Linked DNA regions of Homo sapiens: all the other regions are linked to region 3. The links are chromatin contacts, found by Hi-C or POLR2A ChIA-PET in ENCODE. All regions are on one chromosome and are shown on one strand. Each heading gives the region's core, a stretch centred on a gene start or an enhancer-like site at or near the end of the contact. The rest is flanking DNA. Distances are from core to core; before and after follow the strand shown.

Region 1 (4,058 bases), core at 1-2,500, 350 kb before region 3:
GTAAACAGACAACTGTCACTTGTAGAATCCCAGGTTTCACAAGCAACTAGGGTCAAGAATCTTTTTCCTCTACCTTCCATGTCACAGACTAGTAGTTTCATAAAACAATAAAAATGAATCCTTAGAGAAATATGGAATAAAAGAAACATACAAAATGCAGGCCCCAATTTATTACATTTAACAGGTATAAAATTATTGTTATATTGCTTTCAAAAGGTTTTAAACGCTTTCAATTTCCATATTTGTTTCTTCAAGGACCAGCACCGGTAATTGTGCCAAACTTTTGCGAAGCACTGCTCCAGACAGCAATCAGTGATGCCAAACGTCGGTTTGTTCGGAACACGCTATGTCCCACTTCGAAAACCTAGCCTCAAATAACAACTACGTACCTCTCTCGCTTCCCATGTTATGTTTTTCAAAAGCCTAAATTACCTGCCACAAAGCTTAACTGGGCAAGAGCACATTCAGCAGTAATTCCCCCACTAAAACAGCACTGTTCCCCATCAGCTAAAGCAACATTTCATCCCACCCTTGGGGCCCTACCCCAATAATTAAAAACTCATCCGGCGACGGACTCTAGAGGAAGAGGCAGGAGGCACGTATTCCATGTTAAAGGAGCTTCCGGGGCCCAGGGACCCCTCGGCCTCCAAGCTCCACTGACAATTTTGGCTTAAAAGCCACTTGCTCAGCCCACGGGCACAAGCTTCCTAAATCTAAGACTTGCCGGCTCCGACATTCTCCTGGAAAACCCACGAAGTACTCGGTACTCGGAGGTCGAGTGGGACCCGAGGACCTGCAGCCCCCCTCCATTCTGGCGTTCCCCAGCTAGGCTGAGGTCGACTGCTTGCGACCTCTCACGCCCGGCCGCTTGCCAGCGCCCCCTCACACTAGACGGCAGTATCCGCACTCAGGCTGTCTACTAAACTCACCCTTCTCCCCAATCCGCCGTCCAAGCTCACGCAACCCTTCTTCGCCAACCCCTCCCCCCAAGTTCGCGCACCGGGCGGCAGCCATTTAAGGCCACGCTGGGAACTGCACCTCGACCAAGTCAGAGCTAGCAATCTAACGCCATCCGGCCCCTGCGACGCGCGAGACGGGCCCTAGGCTGGCATACGGGCAAGAAAAGGGAACCTCCATGCATCTAAAGCCCCGAGACCGAGGCATCCACTCACCATCCTGCGGAACAGAGACCGGCGTCCGCTGCTCGACAGAGACCTGCAGGCCCAGCGGCGCTAGGGGGTGGGAAAAGGGCCACAGCCCTTGCGCAGGCGCAGTATGTAGCGCGGACGGTCACGCCAGTGACGTGTGAAAGAGAGAGGGCGTCGGCCACAAGGCGTTTTACGTTCCGCCCCCTGCTGGAAGGAGGGTGAATGCCTGCCCAAGCTCTCCAGGTTCCAATGCTCGGGGTATCTCACAGGATCCGTGCGGTGAGGAGGAGCAGGGAGGATTACTGGAGCCTTTCGCTTTCTTTGCTACAGCGTTTTGTTTTGTTTTGTTTTGTTTTGTTTTGTTTTGTTTTGTTTTGTTTTGTTCATAACGCATTTTGCTTTTCTAAGCAGGAAAAAAAAAAAAAATTAAATAGGACAAGTTTGCTTGGGAGCCCTCTTGCCTTCTCTGGGCTACTCATTCTGGTCCAAGAGCATATGGACCCACCCTCCCATCTCACCCCCAGGAAGCCTTCCCTGAGAGCCCCAAGCCTGGGATAGGGGCCACTCCTCTGCCTTCCTACAGCAGCTTTCTACTGGCTTCAGCCCACCACAGACTGTCAACTTTTCGAGGTGGGCCCTGATGTCCACCTCTGACTCTCCAGCACCTAGCAGGGTATCAGCTGCTCACCGTTAGAGCTGGGAGAAGGGACGGCCAACCAGGATGACAGGGTTAAGTGACTCCAAAACACTGCCACTAGAATAAATCAGGATTAGGATGCCAATTACTTCTGATTCCAACTTGTAATTCCTTATATAATAGGAAAAATAAACAGAGTTCGCTATGGCCGATGTCAACAGAGCTCTAGAGGAGAAAACTTAAAACACTTTTCACAGGAAGTGTGATTCTACTTTTGTGGAGCCACCTTTGAAAGGGTAAAGAAAGAGGTATTCAATTCGTATTTATAGAAAATATTTAAAAACCTTCATTTTGGTGGATTATCAAGTTATTAGCCTACCAAAGGTGCTCCATGTCTTGGTCAGGCCCTGCTTACACTGGAGGCAAAAGCATCAGGAAGGAAAGTCTGCCTGGAAACAGGCCGACTCCTAACTTCTGCATGTTTTAGGGCAAGGGTTCATAGGAAGACCCACATACTATTCATCTGAATATTTAGAAGTTGTGGGCCGGGCACGGTAGCTCAGGCCAGGTGCGGTGGGTCACGCCTGTAATCCCAGCGCTTTGGGAGGCCGAGGCAGGCGGATCGCGAGGTCAAGAGATCGAGACCATCCTGGACAACATGGTGAAACCCCATCTCTGCTAAAAATACAAAAACCAGCCGGGCATGGTGGCACGCACCTGTAGTCCCAGCTACTCGGGAGACTGAGACAGGAGAATCGCTTGAACCCAGGAGGCAGAGGTTGCAGTGAGCCGAGATCACACCACTGCACTCCAGCCTGGCGACAGTGAGACTCCGTCTCAAAAAAAAAAAAAAAGAAAGAAGTCATGAAGCAGGCTGGATGTGCTGGCTCAGGCCTGTAATCCCAGCATTTTGGGAGGCCAAGGCAGGAGGATCACTTAAACCCAGGAGTTCGGGACCAGCCTGGGAGACTTGGTGAGCCCCTGTCTCTATAAAAAATAAAATCCAAAAAAAGAAGTTATGAAACAAACAACATGTTAAATTAAATATACTTTATCATCCTTATCCCTCTCCTTCTTACCTTATAAATCCATAACAAGAAAATTAAAAATATGTATACCTATTCCCCTTGGTCACAGTCAGGGGTCTGTGGCTAGCATGGCTGGTTCAGCCAGTGCAGTTGGTGACACCAGGAGCTAGGGGGTAATTGTCCAGCATCCTCAGCCAACAGCATCTTATTCAAGTGGTAAAAGTTAAAAAACCACCAATAGTGGGATGAATTAACATTATAGGTTCACACCTGTAATCCCAACATTTTGGGAGGCTGAGCCAGGAGGATCACTTCAGCCCAGGAGTTCGAGACCAGCCTGGGCACATAAGAAGACCTCTATCTCTAGGGAAAAAGAAAAAGGAAAGCAAAGAAAAAATAAATTAACATTATATGCCTCCTGATGCACTGAGAAGAACACAAAACACTTCCTACCAAATTTACATAATCTAATCTAAAATAGTTATCTAATATGTACCAACCAAATCTAATCATGATGAAACTACACGTAAATCCAGATTTAGATAATTCTACAAAGTAACTGGCCTGTACTCTTCAAAAATGACAAGATCATGAAAGATAAGGAAAGCCTAAACAATATTCCAGACTGAAAGAGACCAAAGTGACATGACAACTGTATGCAATGTGTGATTCCATATTGCATCCTGGACAAGAAAGGAAAAAGGGAAATAAGAAGTCTTTGTATTTCTTTTGTTCAAAGGACATTGTCAGAACAATCGGTGAAACTTTACTGAAGTCTGGATTAGGTGATAGTAATGAATCAATGTTAAATTCTGATTTTTTTTTGAGATGGAGTTTCGCTCTTGTTGCTGAGGCTGGAGTGCAATGGCGCAATCTCGGCTCACCACAACCTCTGCCTCCTGGGTTCAAGCGATTCTCCTGCCTCAGCCTCCCGAGTAGCTAGGATTACAGGCATGTGCCACTATGCCCGGCTAATTTTGTATTTTTAGTAGAGACGGGGTTTCTCCATATTGATCAGGCTGGTCTCGAACTCCTGACCTCAGATGATCCACCCCCCACCTTGGCCTCCCAAAGTGCTGGGATTACAGGTGTGAGCCACCAAGCCTGGCTAAATTCTGATTTTCATAGGTAGACTGGTTATGAATGAGAGTTCTTTTTTTTTTTTAAGGTAATACACACTGAACTATTTTGGAGTAGTGGGCATTATTTCTGCAACTTGGTCCCAGTAAATGGCTTAGGAAGAAA
Region 2 (4,033 bases), core at 422-2,921, 300 kb before region 3:
TAGTTAGGAGGGTTTTTTCTAAGAGAATGGGAAAGTGTTTAAGTGGTTTAGGCTGGGAAGTGACAGGGTCACACTGTTATTTTGAAAAAGTCACTCTGCCTGTTGTGTTGAGATTAGAGAGGGGATAAAGGGAATATGGGTAAACCACAAGAAGACTAGGTCAGTAATCCCTCCACCCCCACTCCCCAGGTGAAGGTAGCCTAGACTAGGGTGGTGATGGAGGAAATAGGAGAGGACAGATTCAAGGACCATTTGTAAGGGAAAAACCAATAGAATTTGCTGACGGATGGAATATAAGAGGGGAGAGGTACATTATCAAGGATGTAGCTTAGTTTTCTTATACAAGGATTGAGTTGCAATAAAATTGTTAATTGAAATTTCTTTAAATAATGGCACAACCTAAAGTTATGCAAACATATGCCTCAGATAAAAGTTCAAGTTTTCAAAGTTTTTAGCTGGGTGGAGGGCATGGCTTTACTTCCTATTTCTTGGTATTTCCTAATCTTGTTGAAAAAAAAGTAAGGTTTTTTTTTTTTTTTTTTTCTGAAATGCTTAGTTCAGTGGAAACCCATCTGCGAATTCTGTCTTATAAATTTAAATTTAAAAATAGGGATACTAATTTCTAGACAAATAATTCCGGAGTTTCTTGTGCTGCTAATTATTATAATTTTTGTCCCTTTTTTTTTTTGAGACAGAGTATCGTTCTGTCGCCCAGGCTGGAGTGCAGTGGCGCGATCTTGGCTCACTGCAACCTCCACCTCCGTGGTTCAAGCAATTCCCCTGCCTCAGCCTCCAGAGTAGCTTGGCTGGGAGTACAGGCGCACGCCACGACGCCGGGCTATTTTTTTTTTTTGTATTTTTAGTAGAGACGGGGTTTCACCATGTTGGCCAGATTGGTCTCCAACTCCTGACCTCAGGCAATCCGCCCGCCTCGGCCTCCCAAAGTGTTGGGATTACAGGTGTGAGCCACCGCGCCCGGCTGTCACTTCTAAACATATAATGAAAGTAATCTGTATTGCCTTTTTACTTTTTCTTGCCTGCTTTTCCTGGACCAGAAATTAATAGGCTGTTTCCGTCCCAAACAAAGTACTTTCCTTCTAAGAATGTCTTCGTTGACGCTGGAGGGCTGCCCGGCTGAATCTTACGTATTCGTGCCCATGTTCTGCCCCCTGCAGTAGTCTGCATAAACCCAATGCGAAGACACGTGTAAGAGTACATTACAATTACAAGTGTCATTTACGCGTTGATTATTGTTTTTGCGAGTGCCCTAAGGCCACCTCTGGGGGAGCTCGGGGCTGCCTTCCGAAGCATGCGCGTCAGCACCGCGTGCCAGGGCCCTGAAAGTCAGGCTCCGCGTCGGTGCGGCAGCGCGAGGCCTGCAGTCCTAAGCTCGGGGTCGCTTCGGGCCCCCGAGGGGGTGTGTCTTCTACCGTTTTAACATGGAAGGGGCGGTTCCAGTGGCCGGGGAAGTCGGCGACTTGCAGGACTGAAGGCTGGTGCTTTGAAAGAGAGGCGGAGGGCGAGAGCGATTTCCCCGCCTCCTCTGCACTCCGTCCAATCCCTTCGCCTTCTCCTTTTCTCGGCCGGCCCGCCCGGCCCCTAACCTGCTCCAACCCATTCTGCGGTAGAGGCTGCCGGGTCTCTTTAAGGCCCTCCCGCGCCTGCGCCTTGGGCTCTCCTGACGCGGCCGGGCCGGACCCCGGAGGAACCAGCTGGCCAGCTGGCAAGGGGCTGGCTGCAGTTCCGACAGCGGCGGTGCCGGGAGGGGTAGGTGAGGGTCGCGAGGCGGCCCTGAGCTTCTGAGTGAGCGTGGTGCTTTTGGGAACTCGGGACGGGCGACCCGTGGAGCCAGGAGCGGGGCCGAGGCGCTGAGACGCGGCGGCGCGGCTGCCGGCTGGATGGGAAGTTAATGTTTACGGCGAAGTCTACTCAACGTTTCCAAGGTGAGGGGCGCTGCGCCAGGCCGGGCGGGCCGGGAGGCCGGGCGGGCGGTGAGTCCGTGTTCCGCTGGCGCACAGCTGGGCCGAGGCGCGGCGGGCGGGGGCCGCCGCAAGTTTTGCTGTGGGAGCGGGGCGGGCGCGCCTGGCCCCGCCAGGGCCTAAGTTCCCTGCACTCGCTTCCTCGCCTGTCGCCGCCGCCGCCGCCCGCAGCCCTCCTTCTCGTGGGCGCTGGGGAAGAAACTCGTCGGCGGGTCTAACTGTGGCGTCCCAGGGCGGTGGAGGGACGGAGCAGCTTCGGGGGCACGTCCTCGTAAATCCCGTGGAGGACACTGACCCTGCACCCCACCCTCGAGGCCAGAAGTCGGTTCCCTTTGGGGACCTGAGGGGCGAGAGCACTCGCCCCCCTGACTTGCAAAGTTGGCGTCTTTACTTGGCCTCCGGGATTCTGCGCATGGCGTGTCTCCAGGCTGCTGATGGGCAAGACAGATGTGCCAGGTCCAGAATGAACTTGAGAAGAGTTTGTAGCCATTCCTGAATCACCTTATGACTAGTGGGGCAAGCCTCAAATTAACCTCAGGATTTCCGGTAGGTTGGATTGTGGTGTTGGTGTTTCCACTCAAAAGAGTTGCTGTGATTTCCCTGTGTCTGTCTGTCTGTCTGTCTTTGGGGCTTCTTAGATCATCTCATTTGGCATCCTTTCACCCAAGAGTTAAACCAAGCCTTTTGGAATGGTTTCCTCGCTTTCCTCCTATCTATTGCTGGTAGAGCTGCTTTCGAAAAGAAGTATTTTCTTGAAGTGGTATCTTTTCTTTGGGTTACAGTGTTGAATAATAAACTCCTTTCTTTGCCGAAAGAATGAATTCCAGTGCTTACTGAAGTTAAAGAAAAGTGATCTGCTGGTAGTTTTTAATCTTTGTTCTGAGCTGATGTAAGTAACTTTTTTTGTTTTAAAATTTTGTTAGTAGAATTTCACCAGTGTACCAGAAGCTCTTTTTCTTTTTCTTTTCTTTTCTTTTTTTTTTTTTTTTTTGACAGGGAGTCTCGCTCTGTCGCCAGACTGGAGTGCAGTGGCGACGTTGGTTCACTGCAACCTCCACCTCCTGCGTTTAAGCAATTCTCCTGCCTCAGCCCCGCGAGTAGCTGGGACTACAGGCGCGCGCCACCACTCCCAGCTAATTTTTGTATTTTTAGTAGAGATGAGGTTTCACCATGTTGGCCACGATGGTCTTGATCTCTTGACCTCGTGTTCCACCCGCCTCAGCCTCCCAAAGTGTTGGGGTTACAGGCGTGAGCCACCGTGCCCGGCCTTCTTTTTCTTTTCTTTTCTTTTCTTTTTTTTTTTTTTTTTTTTTTTTAAGGCTGAGTCTCACTCTGTTGCCTAGGCTGGATATATTCTCCTGCCTCAGCCTCCCGAGTAGCTGGGATTACAGGCGTACATCACCACGCCCGGCTAATTTTTTTTTTTTTGTATTTTTAGTAGAAACGGGGTTTCACCGTGTTGGTCAGGCTGGTCTCGAACTCCTGACCTCAAATGATCTGCCCGCCTCGGCCTTCGAAAGTGCTGGGATTACAGGCGTGAGCCAGCGCACCTGGCCCAGGTGGTCTTTTTTCTGTTCTAAAATGATAACTACGATTTCCGAGAACTTTGTGTCAAATAAATCTTAGAACTAAGTTATTGAAGTATAGAGAAAAAGTTCACAATTCTAAATGTGCAGGTGGTCTGGGTGCGGTGGCTCACGCATGTGATCCTAGCATTTTGGGAGGCAGAGGCAGGTGGATCACTTGAGCCCAGGAGTTTGAGACCAGCCAGGGCAACGTGGCAAAACCCCATTTTCTACTAAAAATACAAAAATTAGCTGGGTGTGGTTGTGTGCGCTGGTAGTCCGAGCTACCCAGGAGGCTGAGGTGGGAGGATCACCAAAGCCGGGGAGGTCGAAGTTGCAGTGAGCCTTGATCATGCCACTGCACTCCAGCCTGAGCGGCAGAGTGAGACCGTCTTTCAAAAAAAACAAAAACAAAAAACATCGCAGGTAATGAATTTTTACTAAGTGAACCACCAAAGATCAAGAAATAGGACATTACTAGATTGGAGT
Region 3 (4,048 bases), core at 255-2,754:
CTACATACACATGGTTCAACATGTAAAAGACATAAAGGGAAATTCAGTGCCATCTCCCTCCCACCTGCTCCTTTCTGCGTGTCCCTGTTCCAGTTCTCAGTTTTCTTTTTCAAACTCAGAAATCCCAAGAGTCTGTGAAGGGCAAATGAAAAGCAAAATGACTAGACTAAATCTGAATGAAAGGGATTTATTCTAAGGTGATACTGCTCACTGCTCAAGGTGCTTATCTGCCCCCTTCATGGGCTCCCTCAAGTTTTCTGAGACTTCAAACAGCAACACTCAACTAAACTATAAAATAGTCACAGCACCTTTTCGAGAAATTTTGACTTTGAACTTGCTAATATGCAAAGGAAATAGTCCAACCATTTCTCTAGAACTTGGTTGATAAGAAATTTTATTTTGTCCCATTTATAATTTTATTCTAAAAATTTGTTTTTTTCTGCTATCGAGTAGGAGAGAAGGGAATAAGGGAAAGATTTGTTTTTGCACTACTGTGAGATTTTTATACCTTAGGCCAGGACAAAGCACACAAGAAATAAAATATTAACAAAATGTCCTTAATTTTCCTTTCTGACCAAAATTGCTTGCCTCTGCATTTATATATAAAGAAGGGATGTGTTGAGCAAATGAAGGAGGACAGCTAGGCAGACAAGATTTGCCCAGCGCCTGGCATACAATAGGGGCACAGGTCATTGCTTAACAAAACGTATAATTTATTAATACATGCTCGAAGCACTGCTATACTAACCAAATATTCCCTGCAAAATTTTAAATTTACAGTGCAAAATAAGAATAATTTAAAAACTGTTTCTAGAAAAAGAGCTTTAAGGGCTTCCCCCCCCATAACAATTTAAGATTAACCTAGAACATGGTAGTTATTTTGCAAGAACTGGGGAGCACCACTCTCTTCTCCTTGTGCATGTCTGACATTGGAGGCCTATTGTGCACGAAGTTGTGATCAAAATCCAAGTCAATTCATTTTGAAAAGTAACATGACTACAACATCCATCCACTCCAATGAGCAAAGGGTGTAGGCTTTGAGTATACACAGCAGGCCACACACTATGGGTCATGGCATACAGTCTAGCGTTGGAGGTTGCTGCATTTGTTCATGTATCTATGAGTTAGGTTTTAAGTTTTTTCCCCCTGTTCTATTAATATAATTAATTAGTTAATTAACCCCACTCATTCATTTACTCAGTCCACAGCCTTTTGTTAAGAGCCCGCCTAGGACATAAAGATGAAGATCCAGTGCCTACCCTCATGAAACATAGAATCCGAGCGAAGAAGGCTTACTTTGCAATAGTCATCCAAGTGGTGCTTTTATGGCGCTTTACTGCTCCCGCCAACACCCAGTGCCTGGGTATGACCTCAGGCGGTGGCAGAGCCCGCGTGCGAGGTCCCGCTCTCCCTGGCTTGCCCCGGCAGGGCGGAGTCAGCCTAGCAGCCGCCGGCGCTGCCCCCGCGCGGCCTTTAATTTTGCAGCTCCGACCACCGGAAATTAGTCGAAGGCTGAGCGGACCCGGTCGAGAGCCGGCGAGCTCCGCGCAGGGAGGGTGCGCCCACCGGTCCCGCCGGGCGCCCGCGGGACGCGCCGCCAGGGCCCTCTCCGCCGGGGGCTCGGCGCTCGCCCACCTCTTCCAAATTTAACCATTACCTAAATCCGAAGGGAAATGAGCAAACCTCTCGGATTGGGTGTCAAGGTATTTTCAGCCTCGTTGGGCGTATTTATCCCCAAGTGTTTCCACAACAAGCTATTTCGGGGCCTGCGGGGCAGGTTTCGCTCTGCGGACGCCGTGGCCACTCGCCGGGCTCCAGGCCGGCGGCACCGCGGGCCGGTGATTCACGGTCCCGACCCGGGGGTGGTGCAGCCCTAGGAGGCGGCGGGGTCGGGGGTGGGGGGGGCGGGTGACCGAGGCCTGAGGGGCGGGGAGGGTCCTCGGAGCGGGGCGCCCCCCACCCCTCTCTCGCCAGTCAATCTGTGTCCTCAATCTGTGGCTTCTCTCGCTGCGGAAGTCTCCCTGGAGCCAAGAATAGTTCATTTTCTTTCAAGTCATTTCTAGTGCCTAAGTGTCCGGACCTCCAATTTCCCCCATCCCCTGCCGACCCACAGGGAGAGAACTGGGAGGACTACTAAGGGGCGCGCGGGACGGGCTGGAAAGGCCAGGCCCCCCACCGCCTGGCCACTTGCGCAAAGGAGCGCGCCCGGCCGCCCGACGGGGGTTGGGAGCAGGTCTGGGAGGGCTATGCGAGCGACTCAGTAACGCTCAGGAAGTGAAGCTTGTGGTTTTGGGGGCTGAGCTCGGAAGGAGAATTTTTTTTTTTTTTAAGTCAGAGAGATAGAGCGGTCTCTCCCGAAAGCAAGATTCCGTTTGAAAACTCTCCTAGCGCGGTGCCCGCGCCGTGACTCCGCAGGTAGGTCCGCCGAGCCTGTTCTGCGCCTCCTGCCCTGGTGGGGGCGGCCGCGGGGACTCGCAGAGCACTGGCACTGCGGGGGCGATCAGAGGGCGCGGGCGGTTTCCCACCTGCTGCGGACCGCCGTGCGGGAGCCCAGAGAGCTCCGGCAGCTGGGTTAGGGCGCGACCCGCGCAGTGTGACTGGAAATCTGGAGCTGGGGGCGCGCAGCAGGCGGTCTGGTGGTTCGGCAGGGGAGCCAAATCCACCAGGGAAGGAAACATCTGGTGGGGAGGCGGCGGCAGCTGCGCTCGGGAGGACGCCCCCTTAGCGCCCTCGGCTCCCTCCTTCCTGGGCCCGGACGGTGAGGAGAGGCCTGAGCGCGCGGAGGGGCCGCCCCACCTCCCGCGCCAGCTGCAGCGCGGGGTTGCCTTCCCACGCGCTCGGCCCAGGCCCCGGGGCCCCTATCTCCTCCAAACTCTGTCGCTCCCCACAGGAACCAGCAAAGCGGGCCGGGGTGCGAGAGAGGCGTGGGCTTACAGCCCGGGTGGGGAGGCGGCCTCCGCGTCCGCCTGGTCTCTGGTGGCGCCAGCCCAGACCCAGCTCCGGCGCTGACAGTTACCCCGCCCCCATCTGTCCCGCTCCCAGCCAACGTGGGTCCAAGCTGCAGCGGGACCCTCGGGACAACGCCACTCCGTTTTTCTTTTCTTCCGAGTTTCGTGGCTGTTTAAAGAATTGGGTTTGGGGTTTGTGGCGTCTAATTGTACGGACGAGAAGTGCAGGAAGCGACAAAGCTCTAGCCCTAGGAGCCACCCCGGAGGGAGGCGGATGGCACTCTCACCCCTAGGGGCATTCTGGCGCTTGGGTAGCGGGAAACTTCGCGGGAGCCCCGCGACACGTCCCAGGCGTCTTTTCTCCCAGGTCTATTCCCATTCCTCCGGAGAAGGGGACACAATGGGGCTGGGGATCTGGAGCAGGGGGCCTGCACCCTACAGGGACCAAGGCCTGTAGGACTCGTTTGAGCTGAGAGCGCCAACGGACAGACGTAGACTGTGTGGCCTGCATCTTGCCTAGGAAGCCGAGGGGCTCCTAGTCCGGCAGTGGAAACAGCGCGAAGCCGGAGGACTGCAGGTCCTGCCCCGGCCCAGAGTTCCCAGCACCCTCGTTTCTGAACCAGCCGAGGCCACGGAGAACTGCTGTACTGCAGCTCACGTGTGAACCCGGTCACCATCGCCTTCACCCCGGGAGGAAGGCAGATTCGTTTACTCCAGACCACCTCGACTGTGGGGTACCGCCCCCGGAGCCGGCTGGAGCCTAGCGGCAGGCGCAGCCACGCCCTCCCGCTGCGCTCAGATTTCGACCTGGTATTAGGTGAACTGATTGGGGGTTAATGAGAGCGACGCCCCGGGCAGCTAGTTCCCTCCCGGGCCCGGGCCCGACCCCCGCTCTCTGCTAATGCAGCCTGCGCGCTCTGGCGTCCTGTCTTTTTTGTCTGCTAAATTGTCGGTGCACTACCGACTCGGGACACCTAGCATTTCCCAGTCAACGTTCGTGGATCGGGCTCCACCTCCCTAGGACAAGATTTTTTGGTGAGCAGAACGGAAAGTGCTTTTTTCCCGGGACCTGATTCCCGAGGTTAGGTCTCCATGGTCTG

Evidence for each region. Hi-C counts contacts between places; a loop is a spot of excess contacts on that map. ChIA-PET counts read pairs that join two places held with the same protein, here RNA polymerase II (POLR2A). Pooled maps may share reads with other maps.
Region 1: a loop to region 3 is called in a map of heart left ventricle, with 4 times the contacts of the local background. The contact joins the promoter of RPL5 here to the promoter of GFI1 in region 3. A Hi-C loop is called at or near these places in 6 of 168 maps with a recorded cell type or tissue (CD4-positive, alpha-beta memory T cell, CD8-positive, alpha-beta T cell, IMR-90 and 2 more), 21 of 37 single-sample maps with no recorded cell type and 16 of 50 pooled maps. POLR2A ChIA-PET finds 5 or more read pairs at or near these places in 9 of 52 experiments (CD4-positive, alpha-beta memory T cell, H1, WTC11 and 5 more).
Region 2: a loop to region 3 is called in a map with no recorded cell type, with 15 times the contacts of the local background. The contact joins the promoter of EVI5 here to the promoter of GFI1 in region 3. A Hi-C loop is called at or near these places in 14 of 37 single-sample maps with no recorded cell type and 7 of 50 pooled maps. POLR2A ChIA-PET finds 5 or more read pairs at or near these places in 2 of 52 experiments (both WTC11).

What each region holds. Positions count from the first base shown.
Region 1 is chr1:92,829,232-92,833,289 of GRCh38, reverse strand. It overlaps RPL5 (ribosomal protein L5), which reads right to left and starts at 1,250. Exons shown (of 8, transcript NM_000969.5): 1 at 1,173-1,250. The coding sequence starts at 1,175. It also overlaps a transcript of DIPK1A not described here. RefSeq lists enhancers at 172-809, 962-1,281, 810-1,448, 1,452-1,501.
Region 2 is chr1:92,782,746-92,786,778 of GRCh38, reverse strand. EVI5 (ecotropic viral integration site 5) reads left to right here and starts at 1,671. Exons shown (of 20, transcript NM_001350197.2): 1 at 1,671-1,943. RefSeq lists an enhancer at 1,271-1,550 and a silencer at 1,821-2,090.
Region 3 is chr1:92,484,381-92,488,428 of GRCh38, reverse strand. It overlaps GFI1 (growth factor independent 1 transcriptional repressor), which reads left to right and starts at 1,504. Exons shown (of 7, transcript NM_005263.5): 1 at 1,504-1,703. RefSeq lists enhancers at 1,298-1,347, 2,248-2,397, 2,320-2,920, 3,521-4,048 and silencers at 1,468-1,677, 1,768-1,877, 2,498-2,547, 2,748-2,927.